Linked DNA regions of Homo sapiens: regions 2, 3, 4 and 5 are each linked to region 1. A link is an interaction called in ENCODE POLR2A ChIA-PET data of the cell type or tissue named here. Cell type or tissue: MCF 10A. All regions are shown on one strand. Links, peaks and the distances in the headings refer to the core of each region. The heading gives the core; the rest is flanking DNA.

The links. ChIA-PET counts read pairs that join two places held together with the same protein. Peaks named below come from ENCODE experiments on the same cell type or tissue, not always from the same donor. Only the 100,000 strongest peaks of a DNase experiment are listed, where the experiment ranks them.
Region 2: POLR2A ChIA-PET joins it to region 1 with 10 read pairs; 11 of 35 experiments call an interaction of 5 or more read pairs at or near these places.
Region 3: POLR2A ChIA-PET joins it to region 1 with 23 read pairs; 7 of 35 experiments call an interaction of 5 or more read pairs at or near these places.
Region 4: POLR2A ChIA-PET joins it to region 1 with 19 read pairs; 7 of 35 experiments call an interaction of 5 or more read pairs at or near these places.
Region 5: POLR2A ChIA-PET joins it to region 1 with 11 read pairs; 6 of 35 experiments call an interaction of 5 or more read pairs at or near these places.

The regions. Positions count from the first base shown.
Region 1 is chr2:158,965,722-158,971,934 of GRCh38, forward strand. It overlaps TANC1 (tetratricopeptide repeat, ankyrin repeat and coiled-coil containing 1), which reads left to right and starts at 2,919. Exons shown (of 27, transcript NM_033394.3): 1 at 2,919-3,061. RefSeq lists silencers at 2,705-2,814, 2,875-2,954. In MCF 10A, for the core only: no CTCF peak of the experiment used is centred there; a DNase peak (open chromatin) is centred at 2,880.
Region 2 is chr2:159,046,050-159,052,262 of GRCh38, forward strand. All of the region lies in intron 2 of TANC1 (tetratricopeptide repeat, ankyrin repeat and coiled-coil containing 1), which reads left to right. Among named protein-coding and RNA genes, the nearest start is that of TANC1, 81 kb to the left of the region's middle. In MCF 10A, for the core only: no CTCF peak of the experiment used is centred there; no DNase peak of the experiment used is centred there.
Region 3 is chr2:158,898,348-158,904,560 of GRCh38, forward strand. No RefSeq gene overlaps it. Among named protein-coding and RNA genes, the nearest start is that of TANC1, 67 kb to the right of the region's middle. In MCF 10A, for the core only: a CTCF peak has its summit at 3,098 (motif pointing right); a DNase peak (open chromatin) is centred at 3,134.
Region 4 is chr2:158,888,925-158,895,137 of GRCh38, forward strand. No RefSeq gene overlaps it. Among named protein-coding and RNA genes, the nearest start is that of TANC1, 77 kb to the right of the region's middle. RefSeq lists an enhancer at 4,517-4,686. In MCF 10A, for the core only: no CTCF peak of the experiment used is centred there; DNase peaks (open chromatin) are centred at 3,617, 4,347 and 5,337.
Region 5 is chr2:159,087,703-159,093,915 of GRCh38, forward strand. All of the region lies in intron 3 of TANC1 (tetratricopeptide repeat, ankyrin repeat and coiled-coil containing 1), which reads left to right. Among named protein-coding and RNA genes, the nearest start is that of MIR6888, 96 kb to the right of the region's middle. RefSeq lists an enhancer at 3,138-3,417. In MCF 10A, for the core only: no CTCF peak of the experiment used is centred there; DNase peaks (open chromatin) are centred at 3,179 and 4,399.

The DNA.
Region 1 (6,213 bases), core at 1,121-5,120:
TACCATAATAAACACTGGCCATGATCCCAACTTAGACTTGATTTAAAATAGAAGTACTTACGAATCCAAGCAGGAAAAAAAAGCATTCTAACACTCACAAGGCACATTCTTTTCTCACGCTTTCCTCAGCCTATTCCCCTGGGCAGTAAATTGTATAGTAAAATGACCAGTTTATTATTTGCTGTTTTCTTTCACTCTGCTGAGAAAAGCTACATTGCTGGCAAACTGACAGAAAATTTAAAAATGGAATCCAGTATTTTGTATGTCTGTTTAGGGAATGTGTGCAGCATAGACTATTCACGTGATCTATATTTCTCTTTTTTTGTCCTAACTGGTATCAACAGAAATGTAATGAATGAGCTTCTTAAAGTAGATGGGATAAGCAGAGATATCCTCAGAAAAGCAAGAGATGATTCTTGCTTTCCTTTTCCTAAAAATTCAAACAAACCATTAACTAACAACTAACTAAAAACGCTTTTATTTTTTAAGGGAAAAGCAGATTTTAAAAAAATTAAAATTCATTTTTTAATATGTGCTCAGCTAATACTTCACTTATTAAGATATTTAGAAAATGTTCACATTTTTTTCTTACAAAACGGATCTTAATGGAAGCCCCCTGTTTGCCTCACCCATGAATTTTCATTTTTTTTTTTTTACTCTTTTTGGCCTTGTCTTTTATAAATGTACTATTTTCACCCACAGCTTAAGAGAGCTTCTTTGATGTTCTTAGTACAACATAGTGTATGTAATGTCAGCTGTTTAAAGCTGGAGATCAGATTGTGCATAATAACATATGTAGTTTGGATTATATAAACACTACAGGAAGAAGGGGAGACAGGGCCTTTCTGTGTGCACATTTCAGATTGCTAGCTGTATGCCTGTTTAGAATGTTAAATACTCCTAACTAGGCAGTGATGAAGTTACTTCTTTAGTGACTGTGACTTCTGAAACTATAAAGACAAAACTTTTTCAACTAAAAATAATTTAAAGATGATGTCAGTAATGAACATATTTATGTGATTTTCTACTTGCTACTTAAGGAGCTTTGAGAGTAGAGGGAAAAAAATTGCACTGCCTTCAAAGCCCTATTTAACTAAGCAATTTCATCAAAAATTTGGAAATACAGCTGAGAAGAGCCAAAACCAGAAAAATGTGGTACAAATGATAAATTTCATCCATTATACCTTTCTCCCATTATAAAGAAGTCTGGAGCAGGAAATCTTACCAGTCTATTTTCTTAGGATTGTTTCTCTTATATTTTAATATTTCAGATTAGTTAGACTGCTTGGAGTTTTTGTCTTTTGTTTGCATCATTCTTTTATCATTAAGGTTGCTGTCTGGCTTTTTTGTCTGTTGAAAGATTTCGTTTCAAGATAAATTAAATAAAACATTACCATATTTTTCAGCAATGAAACATTTCAGATGGAGAAAGAAGTCAATAGTTTTCTGGTTTAAGTTTGTATTTTTATTTTCAATATTCTATCCTGCCTTGTTTCGGGAATACTTCAAGGCCGCTGATGTGTTTACTGCTCAAATATCAACACAGCAGTAATCAGGCCTTTGAAACTATGGGTGAAAAATCCAGTCCATTTCAGTCTTTTTAATTTATGAAAAGAGATTGTGTGGCATTTTGCTTCCTGTCCCTTTTCATAAGAACTTTAAATATGGACACCCCTCCTGCTGGTGTCTTTATATAGGGAAGCTCTGCGTGAGGTTGAAGTTTTTATGAGGAAACTTGTTTAAAACACAATCGTATTTTAAGGCGGGTTTGCCACAGCAAGGTTAGGGGTTACCAATAAATCGGTTTACAGCAACTTCTCTATTCTCTGCTCCAGACACACCAATGGGGTGACCCGTGCACAATTCCCGCTGGCCACACAAGGCAGCGGCAGTTCTAGTTGATCCTTCCTTCGTCAACTAGATCAACGAAGGCTGTCTTAGAGAGCTTCGGGTATTAAGTGAGCAGAGTCCCTTAGGCCAATTTGGCTGCCTGGGATTCCTGGGAGGATCTTGGAGAACCCAGGACACCCGAATCCCTAGTCCCTATCCTGGTTTTTGCTCTGCTGGAGAATAACAAAACATTTTGGGAACTCAGGAGTTTAATTTACTGCCACCAACCGACAAAATAATAGCATCTTTGTGTGTTCTCTCCCCTCCGTCCCTCCCACCTCCTTCCGACAGAAGCACGACGCTGGCCCTCTGTGAATGTAGCGCAGACAGCACGGGCCAGCCCGGAGCGGTCGCAGGAGGCTCCAGACCCGCGGCCCCAGGGACGCCCGGGAAATCACCGGCCCCAGAACGTCCCCCATTCCTTTTGGGAAATAAAAAGACGCAGCCGGTGAGATGCCTTCTTAGACCTTCCAGCTCATTTAGCTGATTCTGGCCCCAGAAAGTGTGTTTGTGTTTGTGTGTAGTTAAGTGAGGCAGAGAAAATCCAAGAAAGCCGCACAAGCCACCCCAAAGCGTCCACGGAAACTCCAGCTCGGTTAATTGCTCCCATATGTCCTCCTCGGCTGTGGTAAAAAAGCAGCGAGGAGGGAAGGCCGGGTCGCTTTATTGATTTTGAAGAGGCTGTAAAAAAGACTATGGCCCATCTCATTTTGGTCCCAGAGGGGCCTAGGCGCAGCCCCGGGGGACCCGGTGCCCAGAGGGATGGTAGGGTGCTTCAGGCCCGGACCTGGCGCCGAGAGGCGGGACAAGGGGACCTCGCGCCCAAGCCCCGCGGAAAGTTCGCGCTCCGCGCTCCAGCCGGTCCCTGGATCCGCCGCAGCCCGGGGCGGGGAGGGGCGCGGGAGGCGCGGCCGGGGCGGGCGCGCGAGAGGAAGGTGCCTTCGGGAACACGCGCAAGGGCGGGGATTCGCGCTGCCAATGAGGCCCCGGTGTGGGCCGAGCAAGGCGGGGGGACGGGCCGGAGCGGAGGCTTTGCTGTGGCAGCTGCTGGAGCGGCGGCCGCCTCGGGAGCCGGAGGAGAGGCAGCCGCGGAGCGCCGAGCTGGCCTCGCCCCGAGGCCCGGCCCTGGGTGTGGGGAACCGCGCTGAGGAGCTGGAAACTTTCCCGGCAGGTAACTCCCGCAGCCCGGACTCCGCCGCGGGCCTGCGAGCGCCCCGGGCATGGCCAGCTGCCAGTGTGCGGAGAGGTCGAGAGGGACCCGGGGTGGAGAGGGTGATGGGAGAAGGGAAAGGCGTGTGGGAAAGTTTCTGGAGCGCCCCCTCCTCCGCCGGGCACACCCGGGAGCTTTCCGGGAATAGGCACAGACATGTTGGGCGCCCCGGGCCTTGGTCTCTCGGCGGCTTTGGGGAGTCCGCACCTTCCTTGCGCGGTTCCCCCGCGCCGGACCGAGCCGGCCTCCCCTGGAACCGGTGTGGTGGGAACCGGGAACGCTTGGGGCACGCTCGAGTTCTGGGACCACCCCCGCCCGGCGCGCCCGCTCGCCCCCTTTCCCGCCTTCTCTGTAGCCCTCGGGCTTGGCAAGGGCCTGGGCTACGCCTGGTACCTGGCGCGGGGGAGGCGGGGGGAGGCGCGCCTGGCACCGCGGGGTCCTGGGCGCCCCCCGGAGTGTTGGGGTGCGCGGGTCGCGAAGTTGCCGAGAGAACTTAAGCCGGAGGCATGGTATTGCCCCAGTCTGGGCTGAAAGTCTATTGCTTTGCTTCCAAGAACACTGCGATTAGCATATCCACACTCCTTTATTGGGGGTGGGGGTGAGTTAGGATTAGACGTTGGGGGTTTTTCTTTAGGGGTGGGGCGCTGAGAAGAGCGGTAATTGTCAAGATTGTGAGCCCCCTTGTTCTTGGATGCAGAGTGGTCATTTTCGGGGGACGATATCAGGGCACTGGCTTCCTGGAGGACTTTGGGGTGCGGGCGCGCAGCGCTGTGGGTGTGCGGGGCTCCCGGCTTTGGCGCGGCGGCTTTCCGGAACGCCTGGCTGGGAAGGAAGCTCTAGGCATTGTGTGGTGTGTTTGCAGACAGAAAGGTCCCTGGACCGGTGTTCTCAAAACTTACTGGACTTATTGTGTAAAGCTCCGGGAGGAAATGTGGCGTTGGCCAGGTAGAAACGCGGCGCTGCGGCCAAGGGGCGGAGGACGCCAGGCTCGGCAACGGCCTTCTCCCAGCCCCCTCCTGCCAGCTCCAGATCCGCGTGCCTCCAGTGTTGGGACCGTTCTCAGTGGCGTTGTTCCCTGCTGGAGTTAACTTGGGAGGTGAGGAGGGAACTTTCATCTTGAACTTGACCCCAGAAGCAGCGTCGTCCGTACAGGTTACAAGGTAAATGGAAGCTGAGTCTTAACGTGGGTTGGACCGCAAACTCTGGCTGGCGCGGAAAGGAAGTTCCTGGTTCAGAATCTTTGAGGAAAGGGCTCAAGATTGCTGAGATCGCTCGCTCTGGAAATGCCAGACACACCAGACTGCAGAAGTTAATGCGTGTTTGGAGGGGTGGGGGTGGGAGAGGAAAGGAGAAACCTGGTTAGTTGGCACAGAGGGCTGGTATTTCTCTGTAGTGGAAATGAAGGGAGTCTGCGTCTCTGCTTTCACCAGATCCGCTACCCTCTTTTTTCCTTCCTTGGTCATCTTTATTCCTGCCAGGCTGGCACTCCTGAGGCAGGGGAGGGGAAGGAGAGGAAAGCAGTTGTGAAGCTTCCTGGGTCAGCCTGGAGGTATTTCAGATCTGCTACTAGGAAGATTCCAGGATTTTAACAGCTGCTTCTTGATTGCTGGGAATGAAGGAGTTTATGAGCGGCTGAGACTACTTCATTATAGAAGTAGTCTGAGTGTTTTACTCATCTAAGCTACTTAAAGACCTCACAAGGGACCTTCCCTAGAGTATGCCAGTTTCTGCAGTTTGTGTCAGCCAGAATGCTTGGTGAGTGTTAGTCAAAAAGCATCATAAATATATCCTGGTGGTTCTGAAATGAAAAGTATGTGGCAGTAAAGGAAGTATGGTATCTGATATCCTTCAGGACTTCCTCCTAGGGTTGTTCCTGTTACCTGCCAAGTGAACTTGGTTCAGGCTTCCGGACTGTTGTGATTTGACAATAAGAGATGGGAAATAGTGTCATCGATTTTAGTGGAAGCAGGAAAAGTCCACAAATAAATTTAAGGTGAGTTTTTATGACCCTGTCTTGCACATGTGGTGCCCCAAACTTAACTTTTTGGCACCAAGCCTTTTGGTTTGAAGTGTTGCTGGAACTTGGAAGCAATGGTTTTCCTGCTTTCTTGGTTTAACCACCAGAATGCCCAAATTATTATAATTTATATCCATCCTTGATCTAAGATATAACTGATTCATAGTCAGCCTTTTTCTGCTTCCCATAACAGCCTGTAGAAAAAAGAACATTTTGTCTCTTTAACCACACACGATTTATTTGGTGCCATAGTAGGTTTTGACACTGGGTGATTGAGGGCATAATTTTAGAGACAATGGAGTTGTCTGGATTAAATCGTCCATTTTTAGGCAACGTTCTCTTCTGAGTTGCTGATTAATTCTTTATTTCTCTGGGAACATTAAAACCAGCATCCCTGAGCCAGTGGAACTATAATCCATATTATAATGACTCCTGCCAGCATAGCTGGAGGTTAACTTTATGTCGTTGTTTCCATTAGACATTTCTAACCTAATTGTAAAGATTTTGTCTCAGTTGGGTTGAGAGTAGGGTTGAGAGTCTCATAGAAAAAGAAATGGCTTTATTTTTATCTTTATGATAAAATAAAGTTTGTGTTACAGGAATACATTTACAGAAGCAAAATAAAGAAGAGTGTTTATATATTTGTGGGGAGGATTTGTTTTAGTGTTTAAAATAGTTTGGTTTTCAACTGTCTCTTAAATGCATATTTCAGTGGTGGAAAAACCAGAACCTCTCCCTGCCCCCTTTCTCCCCACGTTATGAAAGTGTTCACTGTACAAAGAACTCTTAAGCCTTTCTGGGTCTTGGTTTTCTCATTTTTTTCATCCCTAAAATGGGATTACCTTGCATCCCTAAAGTTCTGTGACTCTCCAAAAGTTTGAGAAATGTAGGAATTCTGAAGCCAGTGCTGTAATGTTAGAACACTGCTATGGGGTTTATAAGGGCTTGATTTACACATTTTATCCCTAACCCTTTATTTGAATAAACCAAGGCCTAGAAAGTTAAATTAGACCTGTATCATCTATAAATAGTTGAGTTGAACTTGAACCAGAGTCTTCTGATTCTCCCTAGTCTCTTCTCCTCTGTTTATTCAAAC
Region 2 (6,213 bases), core at 1,003-5,002, 80 kb after region 1:
AAGTGTATTGCCCATAGAGATTTATCAGAAAGGAAATTTATTTAGAAAGTTGTGGGTTTTTTTTTTCCCCCTTCAGTTTTCGTTTGGCAGAGAATTCACTAATTTTTCTCCTTCCCTGGGACCAACTTTAGAAAATAGATAGGAACTTAATAGCAAAAATCATGTTAAATGGTTTTGTGGTTTTAGACTGCGTCTCTCTTTTGCAAATTCCTTTTCTGTGAAAGAAAACCTTGCAACACATTGCTATTTGACATTTTATTAATTTGGTGGGTTTGAGGGAGAAGGGTGAGTTTCAGTTTTGAAGTTAAAGAATTTTACAATTTAGGAGGGACTGACCCTACAGATGGCCTGTCTCCTGGTTTCCTTCGCCTCAATAGAAACTGCCCTTGTCGACGTCCCAAATGGCCTCTGATCATTGAAGCCTGTTGTCACTTGTTAGTCCTTGACATGACTTTTCCTGTAGTATTTGATTCTGCTGATCATTCCTCATCAAAGCTGTCTCTTCTGGGTTCCTATGCACCATTCTTTTCTTTTCTTTACTTTTTTTTTTTTTTTTTTTTTTTTTTTTGAGGCAGGGTCTAGCTTTGTCACCCAGGCTAGAGTGCAGCGGCACAATCTCGGCTCATTGCAACCTCTGCCTCCTTGGGCTCAAGCGATCCTCCCACCTCAGACCCTCAAATAGCTAGGAGTACAGGCGCGAGGCACCAGGCCTGGCTAATTTTTTTTGTATTTTTTGTGGAGACGGGTTTTCACCATGTTACCCAGGCTGGTCTCAAACTTCTGAGTTCTAGCGATCCACTTGCCTCGGCCTCCCCAAAATGCTGGGATTACAGGCATGAACCATGGTGCCCCGCCCCTTTGCACCATACTCGACTGCTTTGTTTTTGCTTCTTTAATTTCCTCTTAGGTCCTGCTGTATCTGCCCTTATGTTCCTGGTTCATCCTTGGTGGTTTTCTTTTAGTCTGCTCAGCCTTTTTGGGGGAGACCTCAATAATTCTGTGGCTTCAGCCACCATCCACACTTCATGGACCCCCCAGGTCTCTCTGAATTCATCCTCCTCTTAGACAATCTTTTGGACATTTCTGCTTGGATGACTCATAGGTACTTTTAAATCAGGATATCCAAACTGAACTCATTTCCCCCCCCCAGTTATTGCCTGCTTCCTGCTCCCCACTCCAAACCACTCACCCCACGCTTGTCTGCTTTTCCCATTTTGGTCATTGGCACTACTTTCTACCCTGTCACTCAAGCCAGAAATTTGTGATTCATCCTTCAGCCCTCCCTCAGCCCCATTTTAAAATTGCTGATTACATTTTATCTTAATTTCCTAAATAAAGAAGGAAAACGCAAACTTAAGTCATTCCACCGTGAAAGAAAAATATCTTGGGCCCCCAAATCGCTAAAGCTAAAAGAAAATTCAAGCTGGGAACTACTTAGGGCAAAGCTGCCTCTGATTCTATTCAAAGCCATCCCTCTGCTCACTGAGATAAATGCATATCTCATTGCCTCCTTTGGAAAGGCTAATCAGAAACTCAAAAGAATGCAACAGTTGGTCTCCCACCTGTGACCTGGAAGCCCCCTCCCCATTTCCAGTTGTCCTGCCTTTCCAGACAGAACCAATGTTCATTTTACATATATTGATTGATGTCTCATGTTTCCCTAAAATGTATAAAACCAAGCTGTGCTCTGACCACTTTGGGCACATGTCATCAGGACCTCCTGAGGCTGTCTGAAGGGCATGCATCCTCAACCTTGGCAGAATAAACTTTCTAAATTGAGACCTGTCTCAAATTTTGGGACTTCACACCACTAACATTTAATTATAAATGTTTAAAACTCATCACTGGGCCTATATAAACAAGTGTAATAATACAACACATTAGTGACCATTTCTATAATATATGTTTCATGCTAGGTATAGTCCTACAAACTTGTCATGTTTTATTTCTGATTTTTTTTCACAGCTATTCTGAGGGATGTCATGCTCTGTTACAAGTGAGGAATCTAGGGTCAGAGAGCTTGTGTCCAGGCCCAGGGGCACAGGGCAAGGAAAGCACAGTATAGTTGGGGTTTAGACCACATGGGCTGGTGTTGGTTGACCTGACCCCAACACCTTTGCCTTTGGTATCATGCCACCTTGTTTTGAGTTGTTTCTATAATGCCACAGCACTGTTGTAGATATCTGGCAAGTAGATTGGCTTTGGGGGGCAGTAACTGGTCTTGTTCGTATTTGAATCTGTTAACGTATATTTTTTCTTACAATTAGTGGTAAAGACATGACTCTTGATGGTCCATGTTGTCTGTGGCTTCGTCTGGATACCAGCCCTGGCTCTTCCGTGAACTGTCTATTAGCTGGGTGGCCTGAGACAAGGACAGTAGGATCATGCTGCTCGCCCTCAGAGGGTTTTTATGAGGAGGAAATGGAATGCCGTACAGGAAAGTGCTTTCAAATTCAGGGCATTTTTGAAAAGTTGTGTTCAATTGTGGGAATTGATCATTTGCTGGCTTACATGAGCCCTCTTTTTTTATAAACGACAATGTGAACATAGAAATTTTCCTGGATTTCTGATGTTAATGCTGATCATTCTTGCACAGGCAGAAAAGGCAAGAAACGACCTTGTTTATAGCACATATAGACCTAAATTTTGTTAGTCCTTAGTAAAACTAGTTTAGAACAGGTAAGGATATGATCTACAAAAATCATACAGAACCTTTTTGGGTATAGGCGGGTGAACAAAAGCAGAGTCTACTGAAGTTTTTTGTAGAGATGGGCTCTTGCTATGTTGCCCAGGCTGGTCTTGAACTCTTGGCCTCAAGCCATTCTCCCACCTTGGCCTCCCAAAGTGCTGGGATTACAGGCATGAGCCACCACAATTGGCCCTCTTTATTCTGTTAAATTGCTCTTGGGAGCATGGATGGACTTTTGTGCTGTACCACAATGAACTGTAAATTGAGACCTGGCTGTTTTATATTTTGTTTCCTCATAGGTCCCTCCTTTTGCCCTGTTCTGAAAAGGAAATGCTCCTTTTTCTTCATAGGTCTCCCTCTTCCATCATATTTGGTTTTTAGAGTGTGTCTAAGGAGAGGGCCCTTTTAATACATAGATAAACTCAATCTATTATTGTGGAATTTAGAAATTGTTTAATTTTCAAAGTCTTGGTTTCTTATAAAATTGTCCTGTAAATTTAGGGGCAGTGCTGTGTATTTTGCAGTTGTTTTGACTGAACTTGACAGACTGTGACTCACAGTAGGTCCTTGGCAGTTGGTAGCCATTACCATCCAAACTTAGTTCAGATTTTACAAGGGTTACATTGGTTTATGTTAGGATTCAAGAAGAATTTATGTAAGTGTTGTAGAAAGGGAGGGAGGAGAGTGTATAATAACAGTGGTTCCTGGGAGTGTGGACCATGAGGGACTGCTTCATCATCAGCAGGGTAGCTGTACCCCAGACCTAAAGAACCGTCCAGGGTGGGGTCCAGCAGCCTGCCTCTTAACAAGTCCCCCAGGTAACTCTGATGCACTTAACTGGCCTAACGTTACAGGTTTCAGCCTGAAGTCCACCCAAGAGATAGTGAGGACCTCCCCAGAGTGGTGGAAGCGAATGGAGGGGAGTCAGGACTGGTGAGACGGAGACCTGTTTGGCTGTTTACCAGACATGGAAGGGAGGCCATGAGAAAGAGGAGGGGCTTTGAGTCTCGTGAACTAAAAAGGATGGTGCTTTATCAGCAGGAACCTGGACCCAGACTAGTGAGTGGGTTTTGGAAGTGGGGAGAGGAAGATGGGTTTAGTTTTGGACATGTTGAGGTATGTGAGCCAGGGCTGATGACGGCAAGTTGGAAATAAAGTAGTGTAACTGTAGCACAGATAAAGAATGGAGAAACAGATTTGTGACTTGCCTGCATACAGGCAGCAGTTGAAGTGGGTATTCTGGTCATTTTTCCAAGGATGATAGCACAGAGAAAGAGACCCAAGAATAGACTGATATGGGATTGGGTGCTTGGGAGTGCAGCATTTGTTTCTCTTTCAGAAGAGTAAGTCAAAATGCTTAGGAATACATAGTGACATAATTTTTTTTGTTTAAGAGCCTCACTCTGTTATCTAGGCTCAAGTGCAATGGCATGATTAGAGCTCATTGCAGCCTCGAACACCTGGGCTCAAATGAGCCCACCTCAGCCCCGCAAAGTACTGTGACTACAGGCATGTGCCACCACTCCCAGCTAATTAAAAAAAAATTTTTTTTGTAGAAACAAAGACTCACACTCCTGGACTCAAGTGATTCTCCTACCTTGGCCTCCCAAAGTGTTGATTACAGGTGTGAGCCACCACACCCAGCCTGTGATATAGTTTTAAATTAAACCAGGTTATCAGAACAGCGTTGCAGTTTTGCCATTTAGCTTTAGGCCCCATGCTGTGTAACAGAGACTTGTTCTTGAATGTCATTTTATCTGGAAATCCAAGGCTTAGGGTGCCAAGGCATGGTTTTAGTGCATGTTTTTCTTGCAAAGGAAGAAGTGGAATGAGGTGTTAAGAGCTAAGGTGTGACCTAGAGCAGGCTGCTGAGATTCTCTAAGTCTCAGTTTCCTTATCTGTCAAAAGAGGATAATTATAGTTCCCACCTGGTGGTTGTGAGGACTAAACAGGAGGTTGTCTGTGAAATAAGTTTCTCTACCTCTGCCATTGCTTTTGTGGTTGGTTGCTGGATTTGTGAAGTAAAGGTCTTCCATTTGTATCGATAAATCTTGCATTTGTATTGATTTATGATATGAGGATTATAAAAAGTGATGTCAATTGGAGATGAATGCAGTTTTATAGTTTTTAGTGAATTATCAGTACATTGAAATATGGGCTTTGTTAGGTTTGTGAGAAGGCAAAAGAGAGTTGGCTTGAGAAGTTTTACTGCATAAAAACAAGAATCAGATATTTTAAAAATTATTTTATATCCAGCTTTGTTGCAGACTGACATATTTTGCTGTACCAGGAAGATGTTTTGCTGAGACCATGAAAACTTAGTACATCTGTGCAACATCTTCATTATATCTACAACAATTTTACATCCACCGTCTCTAATTCAAAGCCATTCAAGAAACATGTGTCTTGTTTTCCACTGGGTTCTAATTGGGCTGTTTTTCCTTAGTGGGAGACATTTGGACCACACACTTACATTTAGGAAATAACTTGGTAACTGGGCTACATGTACAAGAGTGTATAAAGAATGTTCTCATTGTGGAAAAAGTAGCTTCTGCAACTCCCTATTCCTCCCCAAGAAAAGAAAGCTGTGTGTATGTATGTGTGCATGTGTTTTCTGTGCTGCGTCACAATAGTGACTTTTGTTCTTTAGGTCTGAGATGTTTCATACTAAGAGAAATGATGACAGAATCAGTGATCAAAGGTTTCACTGCAGAGTTACTAAGAGCTTTAATTGAATCTTTCACTGGGTTTTAGAGGAAAAACATCTGATGTTCATACATGGCGCGTAACATACCTTCAAGTATAAGGCTTAAACTTCATAGGTTTGATTAGTTTTATGGGACCCCTACAAATAACATGTCATATCCACCCATAGGAATTAGCTCTAATTCAAAATTTAGTTGAAGTGGTGTTTGTGTGTGTGTGTGTGTGTGTGTGTGTGTGTGTGTGTGTTTGCTGTTGGGTTGGGTTTGGATGCCTTCAGTTTAGTTCAGAACTACCACCCCAGCTCTTCCAGAACTGCACGAGGCTTGCACCATTCTGGGAAATTTGGCTGCTGCCACAGCTGAAATACTGAGCCAGACTTAGGTTATTTTATTAGTCTAGAAAGAGTATTGCGCTCTTGCAGCTGTTCCTAACCATGAAAACAAAAACCATCTCGGTTACCCAGGATCCATGAGAAATTGGCAATGGCTCAGTTTAAGTCCGTGTATTTTGGACTCTGAATTATATTTATCTTCCTATGGGCATCCCCTGATTTAGGGCATACAGCTGGGGAATGGCCTGTGACTGTATGAGGCAGTGGGGGCGGGAGAGGCCAAGCCTTGGGTACCACATTCATTAGGAAGCCTGATCCAGTTAACTGAAACACGGCAGTTTCCAGAGCACAAATACTTTCAAAAAGAGTGAGGAGAGCACCAAGAAAACAATACAACCAACAGCGTGTATTAAAAACACCTGTCTCAAATATGAAATGTGGCATTTTGTTTTTGTACATTGTCTGTCACAGTAAATATCTAGAGTCT
Region 3 (6,213 bases), core at 851-4,850, 68 kb before region 1:
CTGGTTAACAGTAGGCTACTAGTAGTTAAGTTTTCGGGGAATCGAAAGTTACACACAGTTTTTTTTTTTACTTTGTGGGGGATCAGTGCACCTAACTCTTGCATTGTTCAAGGGTCAACTGTACCATGACATTGAGGACTAGGACTCTAACATATGAAATTGGGGGGACATAAACATTCAGCACATAACACAGGTAAATAGCATCTTCTCAAAGCAATAGCAAGCTCAACTGAAATTATCAAATGATTGTTTACTGTTTGAAGACTCATTTCAAAAGCCTATCCTCTCTGTATTCACCAATACTAAACTATTATGAACTTTGTCCCATCTCAGTCAAGCCTGACATTGAAAGACCCACCTTAAACATAGACCCCAGAAACCTCATAAATATCCCCACCTCTGGCTTCCCTGCTATTAAGATTTCATCAAGATCGTAACCTCCACAGCAGCCAACAATATAATCGAGTCAATTTTTAAATTTTTTAATAAAAAAGTATACAGGACAAAAAGGGAAACATGTAATGGATTGATACCTTTAAAACACAATCATGTAAAAAAAAAAAAAAAAAAAAGGCAAGCCAGGCATTGTGGCTCACAGAGGTAATCCCATCACTTTAGGAGGTCGAGATGGAAGAATCACTTGAGCCCAGGAGTTGGAGAACAACCTGGGCAACATAGTGAGACCCCATCTCTAAAAAAAAAAAAAAATAGCTGGGTGTGGTGGTATGCCTCTGTAGTCCCAGCTACTCAGGAGGCTGAGGTGAAAGGATCACTTGAGCCCAGGAGGTCAAGGCTTCAGTGAGCAGTGATTACACCACTGCCTCCAGCCTGGGCAACAAAGCAAGACTCTGTCTCAAAAATAAAAAAAAAGAAGGCAAACACATACGTACATTTGGTCTGTTGCACTAATGAATAGGATTATGGTTTCTATTTTCAAGCCTTCTACAAATTTGTCAAGAACTGTGAAAATCAAACTTCTTCATTCATATTAAACAAATAATATTTTAATTACTTTAATTTTGAAAAGCACAAATAGTTAAGAAAAACACAAATAGTTAAGAAACACAAATAGTTAAGAAAAAACTTAAGCATCAAGGTGAGATTGATTCATAAAAATTCCATGTCAAAGTCAATCTGAGATTGTAATACAGTCCATGTAATTTCTTGAGGATGAATTATAGCAGTTTTCAAACATCTCTGCAGTGAAAAAAAAATTCCCTCAAGTATCCTCACCAGGAAATTCATGATAAATTTCTTCTGCATTTAGTTAAAACTTCTCAAGTTATTCTTTTGCAAAAATCAGAGAAAGTGGCTGAGTGATAGTAAATGTTCATCGTATTTGATCCTTTATTTTAGAATGAATGTCCAGTTCTTGCTGAAAATAACTCAGGCATTCAAAATTGTCTTTTTGATTTCTTCTGGCCATGTAAGGCCTGCATCTTTTGTTGTTTCTCCTGACATTTTTCTTTGAAATGTCCATTTCCTTATATTTTGTTTTTGCAGAGTTAATGGTCTTCTTGAAGTCTATGTACCCATCTGCAGTAAACAATTTCACTGTACACTGTTCTAGGTTGATTCTGGCTGTTTGTTAATATGTTTGTGAAGTCACGTAGAATGACAGAATTAAAGTTACCCAAGCTCTGTTTCTTTGTCTTTACTATCACTGTATTATCACTGATCATTTCAAATGTACACTTTAGACTCAGAAATACATGGTAGAACTGTGCCCAATCTGAGGTCTGATAGTTACAATTTATCATGAACTTACTCCTGAAACAAATGCTTGTAGCTGCATATGTCATAGGCCAACTGCGTAACTGGAAATTCTCCAAATTGACTTCCATGACGTAGAACAGAATGTTTGTGAAAGGATATATAATGAAAACGTGCTAATTGGAAGCATACATAGTTAAAAATGGAAAGAAAGCAAAGTCCTTGTTTAGAACTTAAATGAAAAATGTTCAGGGAGAATTAGTTTATCATTGCTGTTTAGAATCACTGTTTGATGGTGATAATAAAGCACAGGCCACCTTTTAGTTAGTTTTACTATTGTTTTTCAGTTTCCTTCAGGTAATGCCCACCTTAGTGCCTGCACAGGGAGGATGCTCCCATGGGCCTGCCCCCAGTCCCCCACCTCCTGAGGTCGCCCAGGAGGGAGACTCGGGTAAGACTGCAGCCACCCCTGCAGCAGGACTTCTTCCTTGTCCAGACCATCCCGGCCGGGCACGGTGGCTCGTGCCTGTAATCCCAGCACTTTGGGAGGCCGAGGTGGGCAGATCACTTGAGGTCAGAAGTTTCAGACCAGCCTGGCCTGGCCAACATGGTGAAACTGAAATACAAAAATTAGCTGGGCGTGATGGGGACAGCACCAGCCTGTAATCCCAGCTGCTCAGGAGGCTGAGGCACAAAGCTCGCTTGAACCCAGGAAGCAGAGGTTGCAGTGAGCCAAGATTGCGCCACTGCACTCCAGCCTGGGTGACACAGTGAGACTCTCTCAAAAAAAAAAAAGACAATCCCAATTATCTTCACATCTCCACCTCTCAGGCCAGGGGACTATGCCCAATTCAGGAGAATATACTAATTAATCTAAAATTTTGAGTTAATTTCTCCTTGCCTGTAATGGTTTAGGAGTGGGTATTTGTTGAAAATCTAGCCAAAGAAGTTTGAGGGAAGTCTAATTTGGGGGCTTCTAAATCCATCAATGCACTCCAGGCATTGTCTATAGCTAAACAAATAAGGTGTATGTTATATACATACATACATACATATATATGTATAAAACACATATATTGTATAACACATGTATATAGCACATATGTATATATACACACACAAAGATATATATCACCTTGTTTCTTATGTATGTGTATACTATTGAGATTAATAAAAATAAAAATACACGTTCACATAAATGAGGTACTAAATTCATAGAATCTTTTAGTCTTTATGTATTTTTCTCAATCAAAAGATACAAAAAGTACAAATACTATTACATGCAGGTTCATGTCTTACCCTTATGCTTAAAAGGAGTCCTCATTAGTGGACAGCATTCTATTTCTCTCTTTGTCATTAAATAGCCTATCATCGAATTTTTCTATCAACCACTAGAGGGTAGTATAGACCAGAAAAAAAGCCCAAGCATCCAGTTGGCGGCAGCACATTCCTGAGACTAAGTGCTGCAGTGATAAACAGCCATTTGGTTAGAATGACCAGTGTAGGCAAAACAATTTAGGCCCCACTTTATAAAAACTCAAAATAAAAATACCGTTACCGGCCAGGCGCGGTGGCTCACACCTGTAATCCCAGCACTTTGGGAGGCCGAGGCGGTTGGATCACGAGGTCAGGAAATCGAGACCATCCTGGCTAACACGGTGAAACTCCGTCTCTACTAAAAATACAAAAAAAATTACCCGGGCGAGGTGGCGGGCGCCTGTAGTTCCAGCTATTCGGGAGGCTGAAGCAGGAGAATGGCGTGAACCCGGGAGGCGGAGCTTGCAGTGAGCAGAGATTGTGCCACTGCACTCCAGCCTGGGCGACAGAGCCAGACTCCATCTCAAAAAAAAAAAAAAAATACCGTTACCAAATTCCATGAGAAATGTGTATATTTAACTGGTTAGACAAATTTAGACATGAAGTGCTCAGAGTGTAGGACTGGAGTGACTAGGTTTGAATGTTACCTCGACTCTTAACAGCCGTGTGACCATGGGAAAGTGTTTAACCTCTGTTTCAGCATCTGTAAAATAATGGTAATAACAGTATCTATGATCATTCAATTAGAACAGTGACTGCATAGCACATAGTGAGCATGCTCCAAATTTGGGCAGATTTACTTTTCTTGGCCTCAGTTTTCTCATCTGTAAAGTGGAGCTAGCAATATTAGTCCCATGGTTGAAGAGTAAATGCACATAAGCAATTAGCACAATGCTTGACACTTGGTAAAATATATGCTTTTGTTAGTACTATTTTAATATTCTTTTTATAATTACTAATGATATTATTGTTAGACTTGGAATAAAAACTTGGCACTGGTATTTTGTCATTGATTGTTTACCTTAAGGCACATTTGAGAAACAGCGGCCCTATGGGGTGGCTCATGCCTGTAATCCCAGCACTTTGGGAGGCCAGGGCAGTTGGATTACTTGAGGTCAGGAGTTCGAGACCAGCCTGGCCAACTTAGCGAAACCCTATCTCTACTAAAAATACAAAAATTAGCCGAGTGTGGTGGCGTGTGTCTATAATTCCAGCTACTTGGTAGGCTGAGGCAGGAGAATCGCTTGAATCTGGGAGGCGGAGGTTTCTATGAGCTGAGATCGCACCACTGCACTCCAGACTGGGTGACAGAGTAAGACTTTGTCTCAAAAAAAAAAAGGAGAGAGAGAGAGAAATGGCAACATGGAATTGCATTTTCTGGTTCTTCCCAAAGCTGGCAAGGCTCCTGGCCACATACTGCTCACCACAGTTTTAAAGCTTTGCCTCTACCTGAAAACCAAACTGGATATGCAGTTAAGTGGAGAATTTAATCTTCCTTTAAAGACAATGCAAACAATTGGTGCCCCTTTAAAACTCGCTTTCTTGTTGAAAGTGAATATTTCTTTTGGATCATTCAAAAACTTCAAGTTTCTTCTGTGATTGTGTACAAGGTGTCATCCCTTGTTTATTTCTGGATAGACTTCCACAGATTAAAGCTAGCATCTGTATTCTCCCTAAGCTGGTCTCTGCTGCCAGGGCCTTACTTGTTGTTGAGCAAGGATGGTTTGGCACTGACGGTCCGATTTACATCCTCCTATCTCCATGAAGAAGCTTATCCTAGCCTGGGCAATGTAGTGAGACCTCATCTGTACTCAAAATAAAATAAAATAAATTTAGCCGGACATGGTGGCTTATGCCTATAGTCCCAGCTATTTGGGAGGCTGAGACAGGAGGATTGCTTGAGCCCAGGAGGTCGAGGCTGCAGTGAGCCATGATAGCACCACTGCACTCCAGCCTGGGTAACAGAATGAGACTCTATCTCTAAAACAAAAAAAAAAACTTACCTTTAAAAAATCATACCTACTTCAAAATGATATAAAAACGTCATCAATCATTTTATGTGTTTTGCTATACCTGCCAAGAAGAGTTCGATGGTGTTGAACTGTTGCTTAGCATTTAGTCTCTTTTGGTAATAAAAAAATTAATACTGGCCACAAAACAAATTGATTTCATGAGCTTATTGACAGCCCTGGGGAATTTAGAGTTTGCCATAGTGAGCCAAGAGGGCCAAGCTGCTTCTGCTTGACCTACAAATCCTACAGTTGCCAGCCAATCTAGTCAATTCTTGGCGATGGATTGATTTCCCCATCAGTTTTCTTCAATCTCGCCTCAGACCTCAGAACTTCCTATTCCACTGGACACCATTGCTGCTCAAATAAATCCCATTATAGACAGAGCCCCAGTGTGTCATATCACCAAAAGACAGAGCAAATGGCTGGTTGGACTACTGTAAGCCCTGGATCACTTCCAGAATACAGGTTCCACCATGCGAGCCAACGAATCTGTTTTCCCAGTCATCTGTTTTCACCAAGTCAAGAGTTCAAAAGACTTGTCCAATAAGTCAGAACTTCTGTAGCTGGATGACTGGTGTTCCAGTGTGATCATCATGTCTGCCCTTTAAATGTAAAAACTGAAGCACTTTGTGAAACCTGAAAACAGTTTAAGACATTAAAAAGTCCTCCCCCCTCATCTAAAAGAAAAAGGAATTTTCATGCACTGTAGAAACCATTCAGAGGCAAAACATCACATCCCAGTGAATATAATAGGGTCTTGCAGCCCCCTCTTATTTGAACACAACCCTCATTGACTTAAAAGTGACATTTCCAAACTGGCTGCAAGAATGATTTGTCCCCCAGACAAAGCAGGCTGCATTTGTTCTGCTAGAATGGCTGCTCTTCTTTGTCTCTGGATAATTTGATACAGCATACATTCATTCATTCAAGGGTGACTCTTATTTGAAAAATTTCTCAATGAGACCATTTAAAAAATGGTTTTTAATCCAGAGCTTTCATGACTAACTCTAAGGCTTCTTTCAGCCTTCAGCCTTGTCCCTGTTAGTTTCATAGAACTGGCAAAAATTGATCTTTTGAAATAAAATTTTTTACAGTAAATATCAACCTAAAAGTGATCATTTTTTCTGAAAACTTTGGACTAAGAATGTGCAGCTTCTCTACAATTTTTAAC
Region 4 (6,213 bases), core at 1,905-5,904, 76 kb before region 1:
AGACAACATAGCAAGACCTCACCTCATCTCTACTGGAAAAAAAAAAAACTAGCCAGACACAGTGGCTTGTGACTGTAGTCCCAGCTACTGGGGAGGCTGAGGCATGAGGATCACTTGAGCACAGGAGGTTGAGGCTGCAGTGAGCTATAATTACACCATTGCACTCTAGCCTAAATGAACAGGGCAAGACCCTGTCTCAAAAAAAAAAAAAAAAAGTTGGAGGGAATCCATATCCTCAATATATAAAGAATTGTCACAACTCAACAATAAAAATCACCACCTCATTTAAAACATGGGCACAAAACTTGGACAGACTCTTCAGAAAAGAGGATATACAGATGGTTAAAGGCATATGAAAAGGTGCTCAACATCATTATTCATCCAGGAAATGCATATAAAGCAACAGTGAGACATCATTTCACACTCAATAGGATGACTAAAATCAAGAAAGACTGATAACACTAAACATCAGCAATGAAGCAGAGCAACTGGAACTCTCAGACCTGGGTGGTAGGAGTATAAAGAGGTGCAATTGCTTTGAAAACCAGCCTGGCACTTCCATCAGTTTAAACACACATTAAGCCTATAAACCAGAAATTACACTCCTTGTATTTATCCAAGAAAATTAAAAGTTATAACCTCAAGAACACTTGTCCATGAATGTTTGTAGCAGCCTTATTTTTAGTAGCCCCAAAGTAGAAACAACCCAAATGCCCTTCAACAGAGAAAAGATGAACAAATAGCAGCATGTTCCTACAGTGAAATACTACTTAGTCATAATAAGAAAACAACTATCGGTACTTGCAACATGATGACTCTCCAAACCATTACGTTGAGTGAAAGAAACTAGACACAAAAAGGACATTGCAGATGAAGCACAAGAAAGGCCACATTAACCTTTGGTGCTTTTGGTAACAAGAAGGATTGATTGGAAAGAGGCACGAGAGAACTTTCTGGGATCAGGAAAATGTTCTATCCTGTTTTCGTTGGTGGTTACATGGGTGTATATAATTTCCAAAATTCGTAGAACTGAACATTTAAGATCTGTGCATATTGTTGTGTTAAATGATTCATCGACGGCCAGGTGCGGTGACTCACGCCTGTAACCCCAGCACTTTGGGAGGCCGAGGTGGGCAGATCACCCGAGGTCCAGAGGTTGAGACCAGCCTGACCAACATGGAGAAACCCCACCTCTACTAAAAATACAAAATTAGCTGGGCATGGTGGTGCAGGCCTGTAATCCCAGCTACTCAGGAGGCTGAGGCAGGAGAATCGCTTGAACCCAGGAGGCGGAGGTTGTGGTGAGCTGAGATCGTGCCATTGCACTGCAACCTGGGCAACAAGCAAAACTACGTCTCAAAAAAATAAATAAATAAATAAATAATACATTGCTGTAAAATAACTTATGTTACTTATTATCTTATCATGATTACAACAAATCATCAGCAAAGCCATAGGCCTCATGGAGAATGGGAACAGGACCTGCAGCTGTTCAGGATACATCAGTAGCTCTCTGACTCCAATATTTTGTGGTCCCATCAGAACTGAGCATCTGCCGTTCCCTCATCTAGTGACTCTGTTCTCATGACTCAGATTCTCTCTCGACTCTCCAATTATTTCTCCTGCTGCCTCTCTCATTACTTCTCTTGGTTCCCATTGTAATTTTTCCTATGCTTCTCTCTCACCCCCAGAGAGAATAAGATTTGGTGAGTTAATTAGCATTCCCTGACTATTGGTCTGATGTCTCATATCCTGCCATCTCAAAAGCCTCCACTGTCCTCGCTTATAACATCTAGAGGTGCCTTTGTTAGAACTCCATTTCTGGTCCAGTCTGTATGGCCAGGGTGGCAGGGTCTCATGACACACTTCATGGCAATTTGGGTGGAAGGCAGGAACTCCAGGGGCTGTGAGGGTGGTTGAGCCCTTGAAGGTTCCTGAGTCATTGTGATGACCATGTTCAGTCATGGGGAAACAGTGCCCCTCAGCTCCCCAGTGTCTGAGTCTCCTGCCCTGGTTTTGGGGCACACATCGCTGTAGCAGGAAGGATCCAAACGTGTGTGTTTTACACCCATAATACTGCTTTAATATCTTGCCCTGATAAGGTCGCGATGTTACCAGGGCTGTCTTGTCAAATACATGCTTAACGTCAACTCTTAACTCGTCAAAGAAACCCAGAAAAACCTGTTGATCAAACAAAGCTAAGGGAGAACATCACCTTGACAAAGTCTTCATAATGTCTCATCACGGGAAAGTACAGAGAGATGTTTTCGGGTTTTTAGGACCAGCGTTGAGGATTTTCAGGCAGGTCTTGCAAGGTGGGGAACTGGTCAGAATGAGGTAGAGTTTATGACATAATAGCTTTGCGTGGTGGCTCCATGAGACGAGGGTCCTGAGGGATCTGTCGATGGGCAAGCTGCTGGTTGGTTCATACTCCTGTCTTCCGGGGCTATTAGTTTCCTGGAGCAAGCAACTCACATATTTTTGCCTGTTCCCAGCACTGGTTAATACAGGGAGAGGCAACTGTGTTTTTAGCTTTTATTGATTTGGTTGTAAAATGTTAAAGCTATTTCTCACATATTCTACTTGAATCTCCCACCTTCAAATCCATCAGTTACAAACAAGGTTTTGGTGTGCGTTGCAGTCATGGGAGACCTTGGGTAGAGAGCAGGTTGTGACAGGGTGGCTATGGTTTTTAAATTCCTACGAGACAGTAGGGGGCTTATGTTTTACCCATTGTTTTTCTTCAATTACTTTATGATCCGGAGCACTCTTCAATTTTCCTCATCTGTAAAATAAGGAAAATTAATGTATCTACTTCATGGAATTGTGGTGAGGATTAAATGACTTACCTAAGTGTGGAGAACCTGGAAAGTATTACTATTATTATTATTTCCCAATTTCTCCACCCTGGACACTGCAGCAGTCTGTCTGCCATGAAGCTGTCTTGGTAAGTCCTGCTGTGGCACTTGCCTAGGTCTTTTCCTGCCCCCTCATCTTTTGCCCTCAGTAACCACATGCACCAGTATGGCCATAGTGGTTATTTAAAATATTGAGAAACTTCTCTTTAGGTGTGCAAGCCCCTCAAGTGTCCTCTACCACTGTCACCACCACTGCTCCCTGGAACATTCCATTTTCTCTGTCAGGCAACTAAAGGTTAAACATCTCTTCTGCATTTACACAAGGGGCCTCCAAGCCCCTGCTCAGCACCATTCTCTCTCTGCTCCCTGCCTCTGTTCATGGTTCCTGCCCCCCCCACATGCTTTTTGCGCCTCCTTCTCTCAATATTCACCTGTCCAGATAATAGCGTGCAGATTTGTTGTTGTTGTTGTTGTTGTTGTTGAGACAGAGTCTCGCTCTGTCACCCAGGCTGCAGTGCAGTGGCACCATCACAGCTCACTGCAGCCTCGACTTCCTGGGCTCAAGTGACCCTCCCACCTCAGCCTTCTGAGTAGCTGGGACTACAGGCACACACTACCATGCTTGGCTAATTTTTGTATTTTTTGTAGAGATGGGGTTTCACCATGTTGCCCAGGCTGGTCTCCAACTCCTAGGCTTAAGCAATCCACCCACCTCAGGCTCCCAAAGTGCTGGGATCACAGGCTTGAGCCACTGTGTGTGGCCAATGTGCAGCTTTTAAAAAACATGTTGCTACAAGCCATGGGGCTATATACAGGTGTGTACAGTTACAAGTGAAGACTCTCAGTAGGTTCCTCACTTGAGTTTGATTCCATTTAGGAATCATTTACTGAACCCGGCATTGTGCTGAGCTGGGGGCTACCAAACAAGGAACTCTCCTCAAACCCTCAGCTAGAAAATGTCCTCAGCTGGTTCAGACTAAGGCTACATTAGCCCAAAGGCTGAGGGTCCAATATGTCAGCTCAGCCTCTGGAGTTGAGCCGACTACCTGGCCACAAACCCTCTGCCTGTTCCTACAGAAGTTGGTGACAACCTTAGGCTTGCTCTAATGTAGTTCTCCTGGTACCAGCCACTACCAGACTAAAGCCCTTTTCTCTCCCACTAGCAGTCTTCTCTGCTTTACACCCAGATGCTCAGTTTCTCCTGCTATGCTCAGTATCAGAGGCAGTTCGTTTCCATTGGAAGGAATAAAGTGACATTCCTGGTTCACCTCCTGACTGCTAGAGGTAGGTGCCACACGTGTAACCACATACATCATATCCCACATTCAGACCAAGCAAGCCCAAGGAGGGATGGGGTGGGGGGCATTCGCCACAGGCCTCCCTCTTTCAACTCCCCCACTGTTTCAAATGTCAGTGGCAGAAGTTCTGCCGGCTCAGGAGTGGGAGGAGGCACAGTGTGCGTGTGGAGGAACAGATGGCTGCAGGGGGTTGGGGCTGAGCCATTCTCCACCCCGCTGCCCGGCTTGTCCTGGCAAGTTCGTTCACTGATGGAGCACAGCCTGAGTGTTCACAGCCCCTGCCCCGTCTCCCCAACTCTGCTCTCTCTCACTGCTGTTCATCCTCCTTGGAAGCCAGAGTCCTTCTCTCCTTCCACAAGGAATCCTGTCACACTCTGCTTCACAGCCTTTGTTGACTTGCTTGGCTACAGGATAAAATGCCAACTCGGTACCTTGGCCCAGGTCAACTCCCATGTGCTACTAAAACACAGGGTGCTCCTGCCATTCCTAAAGGGATCACACTCTCTAGACCCTACCCCAGGGCACAGGCTATTATTTCCACCCGGAATTCTTAGAACCTTCCCTCACACCCTTCCCACCTGCTAAACTCCTATTCACCCTTCAAAACCCACTCCAATATTGCTTCCTCTGGAAAGCTTTCCCCAAGGCCTCTGTGGAAAAAGAGTTGTTCCCACCTCAGGGTCCCCTCAGCACTAGGTTCATACATCTAAATCAGCATATTACAGGTCTTACTATAATTTATCTGTTTACATGTCTCTCTCCCCAACTAGTTCACAAGACCCTCAAGTACATAATGCTTGTCTTAAGTTGATGCTCAATGTATTTAGTGAATAAATGAATGAAAAGTCAAATACACACTACTTATAGATTCTTCTTAAGCTTTAGTATGCTTCTCAGGGTTATCAATGTTATCGAGCCTCTGCCTTTCCCTCCCCATTCACCCCTCCTATGGCTTAGGGATTATGGGAAAAGGGAAATTATAATGACTGTGAAGTGGAGCACCCCTGTCTCTAGAACCACGTCCCTGCCCATTTTGATATTCTCTCCTCTCTTGGAGGACCCTCTTCCCTGCCAGATTCTCAGGTAGAGAGCAAAGCAAAATACCAACTAGTGTGTGCCTGTGGCTGAGTCATTTAACATTTCTAGACTGCAGTGTCTCATCTGAGAAATTGGAGATTAGAACCAGGTGACGTCAAAGGCTCTTTGTAGTTCTGACAAGCTATAAGTCATGAAGAAAGTCGTTGGAATTTTAGGCATCCCCAAAACTAGAGAATAGAAATGTGCACAGGGCCTCTTCAGTGTTCGCATAATATAAATCTGTTTATCCATGAATAAGGCCGACCCTGGCAGTGGCTTCTTTCTTTCCTGACACATCATTCCCACCACTTCTTGTTCAAAGCCACCTCCTGAATTGTCAGCTGGGCACCTTGGGAGACTTTGTTTTTGGCTTATTAATGTTGATGGAACAGCATTTTCAACAGCTACAACCAGTATAATCCAAACTTTCCATATTAAAAAAAAATTTATTTTTTATTTTTTATATTTTTATATTTTTATTTTTTCATATTTTATATTTATTTTTTTCCCACCACCAGTCACCCCAGACTATTTGCAGAGATAGAGAGGCCTGGGCACTTGTGTTTTGTTGGGGACTCTTTGAACAACCTGTGCAGGTAGTATACTGCACAACTCTAGGGGGCTCCCTTCATACTGAAGTCATTGTAGATTTGCACGTGCATTAGGATACGTTTTTTTGCAGATGGCAGCAAAGTATCTGAGGAAAAGTTGCTTTTTCTCACCTGCACAAAGGTACTTAGGAGGTTAGCTCCAGTGCTAACTTTTTTTCAAAAGGAAACTATGCCAGGCCGGGCAAGGTGGCTCACGCCTGTAATCCCAGCACTTTCAGAGGCCAAGGCGGGTGGATCACTTGAGGTCAAGAGTTCGAGACGAATACGAAATACAAAATATTAGCCCAGTGTGGCGGCATGCCCCTATAGTCCCAGCTACTTGGGAGGCTGAGGCAGGAGAATTGCTTGAACCCGGGAGGTGGAGGTTGC
Region 5 (6,213 bases), core at 1,227-5,226, 120 kb after region 1:
TGTTGGACGGGAGGGGACAAGGGTTGTGGGTGAAATTGTGTTCACCAAAAAGGTACATTGAAGTCTCAACCCTTGATACCTGTTAAAGTGATCCTGTTTGGAAATTTGCTCGTTGCAGATGTCAGGAAGTTCAGATGAAGTCACGCTAGGTTAGGGTGGGTCCTAATCTAGTATGACTGTTGTCCTTAGGAGACACAGACACAGAGGGAGAATGTGATGTGATGACGTAGGCAGAGATTTGAGGCATGAATCTATAATCCAAGGAATATCAAGGATTGCTGACCACACCAGAAAGGAAGAGAAAGGCATGAACTAGATTCTCCCCGAGAGCCTTCAGAGAGATCATGGCCTTGCCTGATACCTTGATGTTGGACTTGGAGCCTCCAGAAATGTGAGAAAGTAAACTTCTGTTGTTTAGGCCACCCTATTTATGGAACTTTGTTACAGCAGCCCCAGGAAACTAACACAAGGGTTCTGAGTGCAGTCGGGCTCTGGTGCCTTTCAGAGGCTCCGAGGTTTTGTTTGTATCCTAGTAAAACACCTTTTTAATGCTTACCTGGAAACCTGTGATAATTTTTCTTAGGTTTTTAGAAAAATTACTTTATCTTGTCCTTATTTCTTCTCAGAAAGGTTTTTGTTTCCCATATCTATAATATTTTCTCACATTGTTAAAATTTTAGCTCCTTCCCTCTGCTTCTTGGGGAAACCTTCCCGAGCTTATTCTCTTTATCATGGACTAAGTTTTCTATAGTATCAGTTTTCCTTGACTACCTGAAATGTGGATCATGCTTTTTAAATTTCCTGCTTTTCTTTCCTTATCTTTAATAGTCTATAGTATAGATATATAGTATAGAATGCCTTAGTCTGTAGTATAGCTCAAGCTTGTCCAACCCACGGCCTGTGGGTCACATGAGGCCCAGGACGGCTTTGAATGCGGCCCAACAAAAATTTGTAAACTTTCTTAAAACATTATGAGACTTTTTTTGTGACTTTTTTAAAAAACTCATCGGCTATCATTAGTGTATTTTACGTGTGGCCCAAGACAATTCTTCTTCCAATGTGGCCCAAGGAAGCCAAAAGATTAGACACCCCCGGTATGGATTGTCATCAGGAAAGAAACACTCTATGAAGGGTCTGGAGGCCAGGCCATCTTATATTCTATTGATGGTACCAAGCGGTTCACAGAATTTTGTTCTCAGTCGTCTTTGAGTGTTCAAGCAGATGTTCTCTTTCCTTTCACTAATAAGCTATGTTTTCTCAGTCCTGTCATTGATTATTTTGGGTGGTGGTTGGGGGAGGCTTATCAAAAGAGAAAAGATGCAATCAGCCAGGTTTTACTGATCTGGAGCTGTTGTTCCTGCTGGTGGGCACAGGGTGGAGATACAGAGGCCGACTCCAGGGTCAGGGGTTTGCTATCCTCCCCCTTCCACAGTGGGCTGGGCTCTGATGTTTTATAGACTGGAGTGTGGTTAGGCCACCAATTGTTTATTGCAACAACAAAGGATCCCCTTTTGTCATCTTTAAAATTACTGGAAATTCTTTCCTTTTCTGGCAGTCTCTTCCTTTTAGTATGGTTTTTTTGCACTTGTGAGTTTTCTTACTTTGTAGTTAGATATTTTACTAGGGTATTGGGAGAGGCCTTGCCAGGACTGCTAGCCAGATGCAGTTTTAAAAAGAAACAGGAATTCATGCATTTATCGCCTGCACCCCACCTCCACCCCTCCCTGCTCCTTGAGCGGCTGTTCCCCCTCTTCTCTTTACTTCTCAATTCCTTGGTCCTGTCCTGCCTCATTTCCTTCCTTTTTAGCATCTGTTTTCTTCCCTGTCCTCCCATTACACTCCAACCCTCATGTCTCTCTTTCCCTCTTTCCTCCCTGGCAGACTGGATGTTTTCCTAGTGCTTTGGATTATCCATGTCCCATGTGAGCAGGCATCTGCAAGTGTGCCCACACCCAACCACCAACAGCAGAGATGACCAGGACCTGGAAGAGAAACAGAAGGGTGGGAAGAGAAGAAATGCCAGCTGACCCAGAGCCCATCAATGACAGGACTGTGGCAGGCTCAGCACTGCTGGCATCCAACCTTCAGAGCAGGGCACTGGCACTCTTCTTCCTGTTATGCCCGTGTCCACTGTAGTCAGCTGCAAACAAGCTTGCCTCCGAGCAGTGCCTACACACATGTCACTTCGAGCACATGCTTTGTGGAATAGAGCTTCATTTCACCCACTTGCCAAGTTAGGCCTTAGTAGGTGGCCCATTTATCCTAAAGATCTTAAAATTGACACATGGCTCAATCCTTGGGAATGTACATTTAAATATTTACAGGAAATGTGCACATAGGAAAAAATATAAACCATCTAAACGTGTGTATCTTAACACCCATGCTTCAGTTGATCAGTTCCCATTCCCAGAGGCAGCCACTGCTACTGGTTCGATGTGTATCCTTCTCGAGACCCTCCATGCATGTACAAGTGTCCATGTTTGTATAGATGTAAACATAATGTGTGTGCCTACATACATATGTAGATACACATATATATACACATATACCCTCAAGGAATGTACATTTGGAATGGAAACTTTTATTTTAATCATCTGCATTACTTAGTACAGTAGGCCTTGTAGTTCCTTTTCTCCCGACCTCTTTGTCTTGGGAAGTGGCATAAGCATTCCAGATCTTTTTGACCACCTTCTTGCTTCTGTGGCTCTCGGTCCTGGCTGCACAGTAAAATCACTTGGTGAGCTTTAAGGACCATCACCTGTGCCATTTTCCCAACCAGTTAAAACAGCCTCGCTCGGCAGGGATCGGGGGTCCCTCTGTGTGGAGGGTGTTGGAAACTGAATCAGGTGTAGCATCAGTAGGCCTGGCAGAGCCACGGAATTCAAGCTGCAGTGTGTTCCACAGGACTGGTAGACCTGGACAAGTCTGTGCTGGCAAGGAAATGTAGAATCCCAAATTCCATGCAGATTGACGGTGAATCCTGCCAGGTTGCCTTCCACCACAGCTAGCTCGTGACTTCACCCTTCATTGGGCCAGGCAGAATGACCGGAGCCAGCGCCACTGTGCTGCAGAAGCAGCAGGCCCAAATGCTGCAAGAGTTAATAAATGTCCAGTACCCACGGAGAGGAGAGGAAACTAGGGTGCTTGATGACTAAACACCTATCCTGGATCCACTTCGCTTGTATGGTGACAGCATGAGGTGTGACTGAGAGAAGATTAATGATCACTGGGCCTGGGTACCTCCCAAAAGGAGTGCTGCAGGAGTGCTGTGGAGCTAATTAACCAGCCGGCATGAAAAGTGAAAATAGACGAGGGAACAGGGTGTTTTTTTGTTTTTTTTTTCTTCCCCTCTGTGGTGGCCCAGTACTGTGCGTAGACCTACATATACTATTTTTGGTTTTCCTTCTTAAGTATGCAAAATGACATAATGTTGAAAGCCTTTCTCAGTAGCCTTCTCCAAGGGGAGCAATACTGAGACAGTGGACTCTGGATCCCGCTGCCTGGGTTCAGACTCAGCTCTGATATATGCCAGAGTGGCCTTGGGCAAGATACTTGATCCTTTCTGTGCCTCAGTTTCTTCATCTGAAAAGGGGGCTAATAGCAATGCCTAATTTGTGGCGTGGCTGTGAAGATTAAGTTTAAATAATATATGTATAATGCACCCAGAACCCTGTCCTGGCACCTAATACATCTAAAAAATAAAAAGAGCATTTATTTTAAATTGCACCCCTCTGGGAGTTTGGGGGTGGGAGTTTTTCTGAGGTCATTTATTTTTAAAGCACAGAAACTCTTGCATGCTGATATGTCTTAAAAGGAAAACTTTGACAATTAGAGAGGAAATGCCAGTCTGTTTACTCATCTGTTTCAGGATAAGGCACATTTGTACGTTTGGTTCTATAACCATTGAGTATTAAGAATAAAACCATGCGGACAGTATTTACTGATCTCTGTTTAGATCCCACTGGGTGGATTTTTGAAGACAAGGATATGCTGTCCTGTTGGCTAGGTTTCTTGTACCCTAGGGGTTAGCTGCTTTCTTGCCTCTTAGTGGTATTGTTTGAGAATTAATCATGATTGTCTGAATAAAGTTTTTGAAAATTGTTTTCTTGGATGCATTTATTTTCAAAATGTTCTGCCTGAATGTTAGGAGATTCTATAAGACATAAAATGGCTTCAAGTGCTTTTAGTTGTAGTCTTCTGAAGGGTCCAAAAATGATACTGGATCTTGTGGAAGAAATCTTTCAGTTTTCTGTAAATATAGGGGGGGGTGTGTGTGTGTATGTATGTAGAGTTATGTGGTTATACAACCTTTAAGAAACATTAGTGCACTGTAAGGCGGGGACTGCACAAAAGGTGCCCTAACACATTTAATGCCCTAGTTAAATGCATTGCACAAGTTCCGTTTTCTGGAGCTGGATAAACAGAACATCTTTCTTTTTCTATTCTAAGCTTCTATCGCCCCACCCCACCTCAGCCACTTCAGTGGCACAATAAATGGAAATCTTATTTCCTGCCTCTGCAGACCTATTTACCTGAGTGTCTAAGTGCACCCTTGCCTTTCTCAGGCCTTCCCTTCCTGAAATATGCTTTTACTTTCATCTCCTTGCCTTCGTTGCCCTCATTTTTTAAAGCTGTCTCTAATGCTGCACTCTATGTACTTTAATCTGTGATGTTGGATGTTGCCATTCTGCATAGCTGCCTTTAAACATTCATCTCCCAGATTGACATTTTCTTCCATTATGAATTGAAATCCCTTTTCACAGCCTGTAATGGTAAAAACATTTTAAAATAAAGAACTGTTATCAAAAGCCATTTCTGCCAATTTAAAACGCCTTATTGGATGGCTTTATTCCCTTTGATAATTTTGTTATCTTTGCAAACTATGACTTTGACTTACTTGTATGCGTATATATTTTTATTTATTACGAACAGAGAGGTTCTTATAGATGTCTGTGTGTCCCCTTGCCCTTTCTGGACTTTTATTTTTGGACTTAAGGGAATTGATGATTTTAAAAGAAGCAAAGGAGTGTGTGTGTATGAGTGACAGAGGCTATATGTAACCTGCAAAGTCTGAAATATTTACTGTCATACCCTTTGTAGCAAAGTGTGCTGACGCCTTATGTATTTAAAATACTCACTAAAAATGTGTCGTTTTGGGGATCTCTATCTTTTTCCCCAAATTAAAGCTCTTAAACGTGTGAAGTGGTGAGAATGTTAGAGCCTGAGCTGACCGGTTGTGGGGAGGTTCTAGCTGTGATCCCTGTTCCTCAGGGTTACCTTCCAGGCCCCAGTCTCCCATCTGAGACAGTGTGATTGCATTTGATGCTGTGCGATGGAAAGCATTTTGGGGTAGGTGGGACTGTCTGTGGTGTGTAAATGTTCCAATGGAAACACCTGCCAGTGAAGCTGGAGGAGGTAAATTACTAGTCATTGATAACATAGTTTTCATACCCTGGAGAGGTTGCATCGTCCTACCTGGCATTTCTGCCTGCAGTAACAGGAAGGGTGATTGAAATGTGCTTCCCATCACTTAATCAAGGTGGGGAATAAAATAGGTCATAGTTAAAAGAAAACAGTATCTATTCAAGGGTTAAGAAATATGCCAGCTGTGCTGGTTGTTGCAGTGAAACATCTTTAATTCCTCTTAAATGTCTTTAAGCTTCTGCTGAGGAATGTTACATCTACTGGAGAATCTCTGGTGTCTTGTTGCCCAGAACCAATATTGTATTGTTCACGTGGATGCCCCTAAGAGATTTTCACTTTCTGCCCGTGGCATCATCGTGATGCTTTCTTTGTTTGACCGTATTCCCCTTGCCCTTGTGCAGTTAAAGCTCCTGGCTCCAGAGTGCTAGATCCACCCAGCTTTGTGCTTCCTGTTCATACATAAAACTTCTCTCCCTACTTTGTGCCTTTCTAATGAAAGGATACTGGAAGTTAGAGATCTTTTATTGCCTCTGAAAAACAAACCAAACAGAACAACATGTTTGAGAGTGATTATAGTGAGATGGTAAAGTAAACTTGAAATGGAAACCCCCCTCCCCCTCCCTCTTCTCTTAAGCCTCGTTTTATTGCAGCCTGCATAAAATCATAGTGCTGGAGCCCAGCTGCTCCAAAGGCTGAAGGTCCTCATGCTTACAGCATGCTTTGGAAACTCATCTGCACCACATTTGCAATTAATGAAAATATTTGCTTTGCTTGTTATAAACAAAGTTT